2 separate regions of the Mus musculus genome follow, and region 1 is linked to region 2. Evidence: chromatin contacts called from ENCODE Hi-C or POLR2A ChIA-PET data. All regions are on one chromosome and are shown on one strand. Each heading gives the region's core, a stretch centred on a gene start or an enhancer-like site at or near the end of the contact. The rest is flanking DNA. Distances are from core to core; before and after follow the strand shown. Region 1 holds the start of 9330198N18Rik (a long non-coding RNA gene). Region 2 has its middle 19 kb from the start of Gm39783.

Evidence for each region. Hi-C counts contacts between places; a loop is a spot of excess contacts on that map. ChIA-PET counts read pairs that join two places held with the same protein, here RNA polymerase II (POLR2A).
Region 1: a map of mouse embryonic stem cell shows a loop between it and region 2 (2.0-fold over the local background). The contact joins the promoter of 9330198N18Rik here to the enhancer-like site in region 2. A Hi-C loop is called at or near these places in 1 of 37 maps with a recorded cell type or tissue (mouse embryonic stem cell). POLR2A ChIA-PET finds 5 or more read pairs at or near these places in 1 of 5 experiments (Patski).

The regions. Positions count from the first base shown.
Region 1 is chr2:30,625,656-30,631,277 of GRCm38, reverse strand. 9330198N18Rik (a long non-coding RNA gene) reads right to left here and starts at 1,719. Exons shown (of 3, transcript XR_003954017.1): 1 at 1,533-1,719.
Region 2 is chr2:30,750,157-30,755,831 of GRCm38, reverse strand. No RefSeq gene overlaps it. Among named protein-coding and RNA genes, the nearest start is that of Gm39783, 19 kb to the left of the region's middle. Within about 2 kb of position 2,322, at least 2 of the 3 ENCODE cell types and tissues checked have a DNase peak (open chromatin) inside an H3K27ac peak, as active enhancers do.

The DNA.
Region 1 (5,622 bases), core at 470-2,969, 120 kb after region 2:
CAAACAAACAAACAAGAAAGACACAGCTGAAGAAACTTCTGGTGACCTGGAAGGCAGAGCTAAGGAAATCACCCAGGACACGACTTGCAGAGCTAGTGATGACATAGGAAGTAGGAAAAGTGAAACAAAGAGAGGGGTCAGGCCCAAGATCTGTCTGGAAGAAGGTCTGGAAGGAGAAAGAGACCATATTTGATGTGATGTTGTCTGAGAACATTCCAGAATTGGTGAAAAACATTTCTCAGATTTATGAATTGCACAGAGCCTGGGACTGTGGCTCCTTGGTAGAACACCCGCCTGGCATGCTTGCCACCCTGGATCCAGTCCTTAGGGTTGTGATAGGAGTGTCTCCTCCCAAAGGGACAAACCAGAGGAGTCTACACCTAGATACTTCTATTAAATATGCAACCGAAAAGGGAAGCTCCCCCCACCCAGTAGGAAATCATCAAAGCAGCACTGATTTCCCATGTTTAGAAAACCTTGTGTGTATGCACATATGCTGGTGCCCACAGAGGCCAGAAGCAGGTGGCTGAACCCCTGGGGCTGGAGTTCCAGGGAGCTGCCCCTCCTGGGTGCTGAGAACCAAACTCTAGTCCTCTTCAAAAGCTGACGCTCTATGGGCTCAGCCATCTCTTCAGCCCCTTGTCTTGACTTTGAAGATTGGAAGCAGTTCTAAGTGTGTGTGTGTGTGAGTGTGTGTGTGTGTGAGTGTGTGTGTGTGTGTGTGTGTGTGTGTGTGTGTGTGTTTAGGCACCCACAAGTGTGCAGGTGCACATGGAGGCCAGATGTTAACATCTGGATACTTGTTTTGATCCCTGGTCTCCCTGGGACCTGAGACTTGCTGACTAGGCTGTCTGGTCAGGAGCTGCCTGTCACCTGCCTCCCCAGCACCGGGATTACAAGTGATTCCTCATGTCAGGCTTTTTACAGAAGTGTAGTAAAAAGTGCAAAGCTAGCACTTTCCCAGCCTGCCATCTCCCCCAGCCCTGAGTTTAAATCAACATTTCCACAAAGTGTTGCATGGGCGTGGCCCCTGGACAGTCCTGCTTTGCCTGACCACAGTCATTAGTGTTCACACTTCCTGACTCTCTCCCTTTAGGGGGATGCTCTTGCAAGATGCTGGCTCGACCAATCCCATGCAGCAGAGATGCTGTGAACCTTTCAGGCCCAACCTTCAGACGTCATGTAGCTCCAGCCGGAGCTGTGTTAGGTCAGTTAGTCTTGTGTCTAGGAGCTGGGTACAGGCTAAGGAGGGTCAGGTGGGGTTGCCCACCAGGGAGGGAGGGAGAGCCCACTGGGTAGCCAAGGTCACATGGTGAGATGCAGGGAAAGACATCATAATGTCTGCCTCCAGTTACAATAGGGAGATGATGGCATCCTCCTCCCAGAGCTGTGGGTACAGCTCACTGGTAAACAGCCTACCTAGCATGCACAAAATCCTAGGTTCTATCTCAAACAACACAACACACACACACACACACACACACACATACACACACACACTCACATAGAAAGGGAAGAAGAGAGATGGGTACCAGGGGAATGCTGGAAGAAGATATCGATCTGCCAAGGACAGAGGGCTTAGAAGACGCCAGCTCTGCCAACATCTCCTCTTAGAATTGTGTCCTCTGGAACTGAGAAAACGCGTTTCTATTTTGTAAGCCAGCCAGCCTGTGGTCCTTCCTTACTGCAGCTCTAGCCAACCCAGGTGAGGGTAACCATGGCAACCAGCCCAGGCAGCAGCAGCAGCAGCAGCAGCAGCAGCAGCAGCAGCAGCAAATGCCCTTGAAGCTAGGCTTACAAAACTGAGAACAGTGAGCAACTAAGTCCAAGGTCACACATGGCCAGGGACAGGACCAAGGTGTGGCTCAACGTCTCAGGAGGAAGAACGCTTTCTTTAGTCATCCGAGACACAGCCCAGTGAGACCACAAACCCATCAGCCACAGGAAAGGCTGGAGAACATTGTTGTTATAGCATAGTCAAGGCAATTAAAGCAAGCATTCATCAGTCTGAACCCTCTTTCAGCTAAATTGCCTTTCGAGAGCGGGAGCAAGGCTGGGAGAGACGGCTCAGTCAGCAAAGTGCTTGCTGTAGCAGTACGGTGCATGCTGTTCCGATGCATGCAAGTTCAGATCCCCAGAACCCACATAAAAACACCAGACATGCTCACGCAGACCTGACAGGAGGGATCCCCGGGGCTTGCTGGGAGCCAATGTAGCCAATTAGTGAGCTCCAGGTTCAGTGAGGGTCCTTGTCACCAAAAATAAGGTGGAGGTGCTAGAGAGATGCCTCTGTGGGTAAGAGCACTTATCCGTGCAAACAGGAGGATCTGAGTTCAAGTCCCCACACTCACATATAAAGCAGGGCCCAGCTGGGTATCCCTGTAACCTTAGCACTGGGTAATAAGGAAGGGTGTACCCCAGGAACTCAGAAGTCAATGGCTAGCCAATCTAGGTAAATGAGTGAGACACACTGTCTCGAGGAAGTAAGACAGAGAGCAACAGAAGAAGGTGTCCAGTGTTAACCTCTGACCTGTACGTACGAGCGTGCGCGCGCGCGCACACACACACACACACACACTCCAGGGAATGGAGGCAAAAGCAACATTCTGAATTCTGATAGACTAAAGAGCATCAGTGCTTGTGGATCTTGGCAGACAGAATGGGTGAAAGATGACAGAGAAGCTGCGGGCCAGCATCAAGTGTGACATGTAAGCGGTCACGGGCAAAGACAGCAAAGCATGACTCACATCTGAGGGAGAATGGCAGCCGAAGTGACAGATGCTGGCTTGGAGCAGAGTAGAAATAAAACACTCCGGAGCGTGATAGTGATAGAGACAGGACCCAGCTCAATCTCGCCACCGTGTACAGGCGGGAAAGCACACAAAAAGTACTGGCTCAGATTATTATTGAAGTCAATCAAGCCCAGAAAGAACTAGGAAGTAATATCGAGGGTAGTAGAGATAGCTCAGTTGGGAGACTACTTGCCAAGAAGTCATGGATCCCTGGGCTTGAATCTCAGTACCACAGGAACCCAGCATGGGGGTACATAACCTGTAATTCCAGTACTGTGGAGGATCGGAAGTTCAGGGTCACCTGTGGCTACATAGTGAGTTTGAAGATGTCTTGGACTATATGAGACCCTGCCTCAAATGATGACATTTTAAAAGTTTTACTTTTCTGTTAATTATGTGTCTGGGTATGTACACATGAGTGCAGGTGCCCTAGGAGTCCACAAGAGGGCGTTGGATTCTCTGAGGCTGGAGCTGCAGGTGGTTGTGAGCTGCCAAACCTGCAAATATATATAGTGAAATGCATATACAATATATATGAAAATTATATATTATAATTTTATATATAATATATATTCATGCATGTATAGTTTATACATATTATATTATTTTCAAAATAAGTTAGAAAAAAGGGACGGATAAAGAAAGCACAGTCAAACCAGGTGGTGGTGGCGCACGCCTTTAATCCCAGCACCCGGGAGGCAGAGGCAGGCAGATTTCTGAGTTTGAGGCCAGCCTGGTCTACAAAGTGAGTTCCAGGACAGCCAGGGCTACACAGAGAAACCCTGTCTTGGAAAAGAGAGAGAGAGAGAGAGAGAGAGCAAACAAGCACAGTCTATCAGAAAGCAAGTAAGGAAGGAAGGATTTTTGTTTGTTTTTCAGGTTAAGGTCTCTCTGTGCGGCCTTGGCTGTACTACAGCTCACTCTGTAGACCAGGCTGGTGTCCAGCTCTCAGTCACTTGCCTCTGCCTTTTGAGAGCTGGGACTAAAGACATGCGGCACCAACACCCAACCAGAAAGGAAATTCTTGCATGTTGGTTGTATGTCTGTCTTCAGAGCTCTACATGTTTTCCTTTGTATCTCTTCTGTTCTCCAGTAGACAATCACACTATTCATGGGCCGGGGGATGGGATGGGGAGATAACTGGTCCAGAACTTGGAGCAATGTAAAACCAGAAAGACTTTTTACTAACTGAGCATCCTTGTCATGTTCTGGACATCATGAAGGATGGTTCCAGAATTTTAATGCTAGGCATCATACTGACTCTCAGCTTGAGACAGTTCTTCTGTCACTGGCTTAGCCGGGATACACAGGTGTGGTGGTCTGAAAAAGAGTGCCCCCACCATAGACTGGGACATTTGGATACTCTCTCTCTGTTGGCAGAACTATTTGGAAGGATTAGGAAGTGTGGTGGTTTTTGTTTTTGCTTTTGTTTTGAGACAGGGTTTCTCTGTATAGCCCTGGCTGTCCTGGAACTCATTTTGTAGACCAGGCTGGCCTCAAACTCAGAAATCCGCCTGCCTCTGCCTCCCAAGTGCTGGGATTAGAGGTGTGCGCCACCATGCCCGGCTTTTTTTTTTTTTTTTTGGAAGTGTGGTTTTATTCAGGGGTGTGTCACTGGGGGATGAGGGATGGGGAGCAAGCTTGTAGGTGTCAAAAACAAAACAAAACAAAACAAAACAAAACAAAACAAAACCCATGCAATTTCTAGAGGCCTCTGCTTCATGGGTGTGGGTCAGAATGTGACCCTCAGCTGGCTGTTTCTTGGCCATCATGGACTCTAACTTTCTGAAACTATAAGTCAAGTTAAACACTTTTTTAAAAAAATAAGTTGCTTTGGTCATAGTGTTTTGTCACAGTAATAGAAAAGTAATTGAGACAGTAGGGAATGGTGGCTTGGGTGGCTAACGCTCCCCAGGCGCTCAGATACTTGAACATTTGGTCCCCTGATGACACCATTTGTGAGGTTTAAGAAGGTGTCACCTTCTTTGAAAAAGCACATCTCTGAGGAGGGGGTGGGAGTGTTGAGGTCTCGCCCCACTTTCTGTTTGCCCGCTGCTGTGTGTTCTCAGCTGCCCACTCTGCTCCGCTGTATGCTTGCTGCCCACCGACCGCTCTGCCTTCCGACCACGATGAACTCTCTGGAACCTTGGACCAAAGTAAACTCTTTGTTCTGTAAGTGGCTTTTGTCTTGGGGTTTTACACAGGAAGTAGCTAATGCAGAGATGGCTGCCAGAGAGCAGCGTGTTGCTGTGACGCACCAGACCATGCTGTTTGCAGGGAGGCTTACGAAAGCTCTGGACTGGAAAAGCCATGGAGCGCTTTGAGCTCAGTGGGCTGTTCTGTGGGCTCCAATTTGAGTTCCGGTCCTTACTTTCCCCCTCGATGCGCTGTAACCTGTAAGCCAAACAAACCCTGTCCTGCGCAGGTTGCTTCTGGTTTTGACGTTCTATCACAGTAACAGAAACTAAATTAGAACACCGGGTTGTTACACGTGCTCTTCTGCTTTCTGAGGCAGGGGAAATAGACCTGGAGATTCCTGCCTTAGTTTCTTTGTGTGTTGTTGTGATATACTCTCTGACCAAAGCAACATAATGGGGGGCGGGGGAGGGGAAAGAGCCTGTCTTAGCTCAGTTCAGGTTGCAGTCCCTCACCGTGGCCTAAGTCACAGAGGCAGAGCGGTCTGGAAGAAGACAGGAAGCTCTATTTATGCAGTCCAGGATCCCCTGACCAGCGAATGGTCTCACCCACAATTAAGATGCATCTTCACACGTCAATTAGTATACTCACGGTAATCTTCCACAGGCATGCTCAGGGACCCATCTCTAGGAGA
Region 2 (5,675 bases), core at 1,073-3,572:
GTCTGTCATGCAGCCTCTGGAGACTGATTTCCTCCAGAGCCACCCCCATGTACAGGAAGTGGGACATCCTTATAAGCCTGATTTTGGTGGCTTTGGAGGAGAAAGCAGATCTCTGAGTTCAGGGTCAGCCTGGGCAATTTAGGAAGATCTTGTCTGACTGGTTTTTTTTTTTTTTTTTTTTAGAAAAAAGAGGTTAGACATGATAGCATACTCCTTTAAAATTCTGGCTCAAGCCAGGAGGTGGTAGCACACTCTTTTAATCCTGGCACCTAGGAGGCAGCGGCAGGCAGATGTCTGTGAGTTCCAGGCCAGTCTGGTCTACAGAGTGAGCTCTTGGACATGCAGGCTTATACAAAGAAACCGGGTCTCAAAGAAAGAAACAAGCAAACATTTCAGCTTGGAAAGCAAAGGAACTTGAGGTCTGTTAGGCCAGTCAGGTCGGCACAGTGAGGCCTGGGTATCTGGCTGGGTTGGTAAGAGTATTTGCTGAGCAGGGTGAAGGCCCTGTGTTCCACACACTGGCACCTCATCAACGGGGTGCTCTGTCACACATTTGCAATCGAAACATCCACAAAGTCTTGAGCAATGAAACTGTGGCCCCTGGAGGCCACAGGGACCCTGTGATCCATCCCATTGCAGCCAGGCTATGGGGGATGGGTGGAGGGTGGGGTGGGGACATTCTGGGCATCAGAATGGCTTCCTGGCAGAGAAGAACCTAGGAAAGGTTAGTGAGGCACAGAGGCCCTCGGGAGAGAGCAGAGATGTCTGGGGAAGGGAAAATCCCTCCAGGCTGGATGACCCTGTTGCAGAAGCACACCTGGGCTTCCAGAATGACCCCTCACCAGACCAGTCCTAAGGTAGTGGCCCAGTGATAGCTTCTGACTTGTGAAGCAGGCTCCACCGTCCCCTACCCCCTACCCTCCTGCATCTGTGCGCTCAATCCCTAAGGAGGTTGGGTGCCAGGGTCCTGACAACAAGGCCTAAGTTGTGGTTTTCCCCTCCCAAATCTTCTCTTAGCCAGGTTCCTGGACCGTCTGTTCTGGGCCCCGTATAATCCTTTGAGTGAGGTGTGGTGAAGTGGTAGACTCCAGTCCCACAATCCCAGCTGGGACGCGACCTCTTTTTCCCTTCCCTCAATCTCTGTCTCAGAGACTGTGTGTCTGTTTCTGTGCTGTTCCTGAACACACACACACACACACACACACACACACACACACACACACACTTGATGTGCTAACTAGGAGCTAACAGGCTCTGGGCTTCACTCTTGGTCCTGAAAGGAGCTTGGGATGAACCAGGCTGATGCCCCTGTCCTAGGTGGAGCCTGGGCCCCAGGGCATAGAGCAGAGACTGCAGTGAGGAGATGGGAACTAAACTCCCCACTGGGTTAAACTAGACTTTTCTGCTTCCTGGCTTGACTCTTTAGGCTGGTGATACTCGAACCCCAGTGTGCCCAGCTGTCAAACGGGGAAGAGAAGAGCGGTAAGAGCCGAAGGGGGCCAGGAGGATCACTAATTGCAGGCCTAGCCTGGTCTGTGTAGGAGGAAGATCCTATCTGTGGATGTAGCTCAGTTGGTAGAGGGCTAGCCTGGCATACAGGCCTACTAAATTCAACCCCCAGCACCACATAAAACCAAACACAGTGGCTCTTGCATATAGTCCCAGCACTCAGGTCGAGGGGGCAGAGAATCAGGAGTTCAGGGTCATCATCAGCTACTTAGGGGACTTGGGGTAGGTTTGAGCTATACAACCCATTGCTTCAACAGCAAAGCAAAATAGGGCTGACAAGGTGGCTCAGTGGTTAAGAGCAGGAACTCCTGATATTCCAGGGGACCTGAGTTCAAGTCCAAGACCTGCACTGGGTGGCTCTAGCCACCTGTAACCCCAACTCAGGGAAATGTAACAGCCCTGGGCTCTGTGAGCTTGAGGTCGGCCTGATCTATATAGCAGTGCCAGGCCAGCCAAGGCTACACAGCAAGACTTTGTCTCAAAATAAATAAATAAATAAATAAATAGCTTTTAAAAACAAAAACCCCAGGGGGGGCTGGGAAGCGGTGAGGAGGTAGGTCTGGGAGAGATTGGCACTGTGGCATGTGCTTGGTGGGGAAAGTTTGGTTGAAAATGAAGTTGGCACTGAATTCTGGCTCTGTACGGCAAGAGCTTCAACCAGAAACCAGATTCTGAGGGCAGGTAATGAGGCCGGCAGGGCTGGTTAGTGTGTCTGGACACTCCACCTTCGCTGTAGCCGCGCAGCCCGGCTTCCCTAAGGACACAGGATTCCATTAAGGCAAGGTCTAGACTGCAGGTCTCCTTTTGCTGTGCTGGTCAGGCTGCGGGTTCCTGCGAGACACCGCCCTCCGGGGCTGGCTGGAACTCGACGTTCCCACCCAGCAGAGCAGGAGGCACTCGCTGGAGAGCTGGCCTTTCGGAGCCCAGGGGAGGAGGGCGCCTCCAGAGATGAGTCAGGCCCTCGAAGAGATCCAGCCCCACCCCCAGGCTCCTGGGCCTCTCAAAAGGCCCTGCAGTGCCCAGGATCGACGGAGCAAGGGATAGGGAACAGGCTGTTCTGACTCTGCCCTCGCCACACTTCCTCCCTGGGGCTTCGAGGTTTGGTCCAGAATCAGAGGCCCTCTCACTGCCTCGCACGGGGGCTCCATCCTGAATTAGTTCAACATAGACAGCAATGATGGCTCTGAGCAACCCCAGCCTTCAAGGCGCACCCTCCCCAGCCCACCCTCGTTTTGCCTTCTGAGCCAGTCCCAGGTCCTTTATTGAAAAAAAAAATTAATTAAAAAAAAAACAGATATATTTATTTTATGTATATGAGTACATTGTCGCTGTCTTCAGACACACCAGAAGAGGGCACCAGATCCCATTACAGATGGTTGTGAGCCACCATGTGGTTGCTGGAAATTAAACTCAGGACCTCAGGAAGAGCAACCGGTGCTCTTAATCAGTGAGCCACCTCACCAGCCAGAAAAAATTACTTTTAAAAATTCTTTGTTTTTTTCGAGACAGGGTTTCTCTGTGTAGCCCTGGCTATCCTAGAACTCAAACTGCAGATCAGGCTGGCCTTGAACTCAGAGATCCATCTGCCTCTGCCTCCCCGGTGCTGGGATTAAAGGTGTGTGCCATCACGCCTGGCTAATTAATTTTATTATATGTCATTTATTGTGTGCATGTGTGTGTAGGTCACAGGACAATTTCTGGAACTTGGTCGCGTTCCACCATGTGGGGCCCAGGCATCATTCAGGTCTCCAAGGCCTTTCTAACTGAGCCATCTCTCTGGCCCTAGTTCTCTTTAACCTTGTGGGGGTGGGGTTTGAACCTGTGACTCCCTCCTGCTCAGTAAGCTCCTTACCACTGAGCTATACATCCATCCTTCTTTGTACTTTTTTATTTCTGAGACAGGACCTCCCAAACTTACCTAGGCTAGCTTTGGTCCCCTCTACAGCCTAAATTGTTCAACTTTTGATCCCCCTGCCTCAGCATCCTAAGTAGCTGGAATTACTTGTGTGTCCCTACAGCCCAGGCTGTAAACCTTTTTCTAGACTAAGAATTGAGGGTCACAGAGACAGATCTCCCTGCCAGGTAACCTTTACCTGGGGAATGGGAGATGTCCCACCAGTCCCGAGGCCATCATGATCTGAAGTCTAGCCTGGGAACTCTCTATAGCCAGTAAAGATATGTTGAGGGTGAGGGGCCACTCCGGCTGCCAGACTGCCTCTCACATCTAAGTTTCCAAGAACTTTGTTCATGAATCTTCTCAAAGTCTGGATGCCCAAGAATGGAACCCTTTGAAGGATGCCCTAGCTAGTCAGAACCAGAGTGGTCTTCAAGCCCTTATAATTTAACTTTCCAGATGAAAATTGAGGCCAGAGGTGAGGGGCAGATACCGTAGGAAGTGCTTCTGAATAGCCTCAGACCCCAAGACTCATGTCCTAGAGTGAGTTCCAGTGAGCTTTGGGGAGACAGCGAAAGGGGATCCAGGAGACAGCAGGTTTTATCCAGGTTCAGGAGAGTACTCCCTCACGGGGGGGGGGGGGGGGAGAAGGCACCCTAAGTGAACCATGTCACAGTCTGCTTGCTTTTTCTGGGTCTTCCAGGGTCCCCGAGCAGTCATGCCCTCCCTGGTCTTGGGTTAGGGAAGGGTAGAGGGTAGTAGTGGGCTATGGGACCCTTGGGGTAGGAGGTTTCGTTGCTCTCCCAGATCATGGGGGGGGTCCCTTGATAACTGGAGCAAAGAGACTGTCCCCTCTTCCTTCTGGTCCCCATCTTCCATACAGAGAAAGGGAGGACAGGTCAAAGCCTTGGGGTATCACCCTTTCAGTTTTGCAGCTGGATAATGGGTGGTGTTCAGCTCTGTGACCTTCAATCCTGGCACTGTGTACCCCTCTTCATGACCCTCATTCTTCACATAGCTATTATTTTGAGTGTGTGAGACCCCTGTCTGTGCAGACACCCTTTGTGAGACACCCTTTGTGTAGCAAAAGAAGGAGAGCCCAATCCTAACACCACATGAAGTTTTGAGTTCCAAGGTCGATATCATGAGATAGATACCCCCTTCCTCCCCCTCCCGCTCTCCTCTCTCTCCAGGGTGTGGTGGTTTGTATATGCTTGGCCCAGGTAGTGGCACTACTAGGAGGTGTGGCCTTGTTGGAGGAATTGTGTCACTGTGGGGATGGGCTTTAAGACCATCCTCCTAGCCATGTGGGAGCCAGTCTTCTGTCTGCCTTTGGATCAAGATGTAGAACTTTTCCAGCCCCACGTCTGCTGGGCACTGCCATGCTCCCACCTTGATAACTGAACCTCTGAACCTGTAAGCCAGCCCCAATTAAATGTTGTCCTTTATAAGAGTTGCCTTGGGGGCTGGTGAGATGGCTCAGTGGGTAAGAGCACCCGACTGCTCTTCCGAAGGTCAGGAGTTCAAATCCCAGCAACCACATGGTGGCTCACAACCATCTGTAACAAGATCTGACTCCCTCTTCTGGAGTGTCTGAAGACAGCTACAGTGTACTTACATTAATAAAATAAATTTAAAAAAAAAAAATGAAAAAAAAAAGTTGCCTTGGTCATGGTGTCTCTTTATAACAATAGAAACCCTAAACTAAAACAAGGTTTCTCTGTGAAATCCTGTCTGTCCTGGAATTAGCTATGTAGACCAGGCTAGCCTCAAATTCAGAGATCTGCCTGCCCCTGCCTCTCGAGTACTGGGATTAGTGGTGTGAGCTACCACACTACCAGTTGTTAGCTTTGTTAATTTGACACAGCCTAGAATCACATGGGAAGAGAATCTCTGAGAGATTGCTTTTGTTAGGTTGGTCTATGAGCATGTCTGTGGCTGGAGTTAGGAGGATGAAGGAGGTTTAAGTCAATTGATTTGGACCTGCCCAACCTACTGTGGGCAGCGCCATTCCCTCCTCACTGGTCCAGAACTGTGTAAATGAGAAACTAGGCTGAGCACAAGTAAACATGTGAGCCAGCTTGCATTGATTCTCTCTGCTCTTGACTGAGGATGTCATGTGTCCAGCTGCTTCAAGCTCCTGCTGCCCATGACTCCCTGCAGTGACAGCCTGGAACTTGGAATTGTGACTCAAAATAAACCCTTTGTCCTGCAAGTTGCCTTGTGTTGAGGTGTTTTGTCATAGCAACGGAAATGAAACTGGGGCATTCCG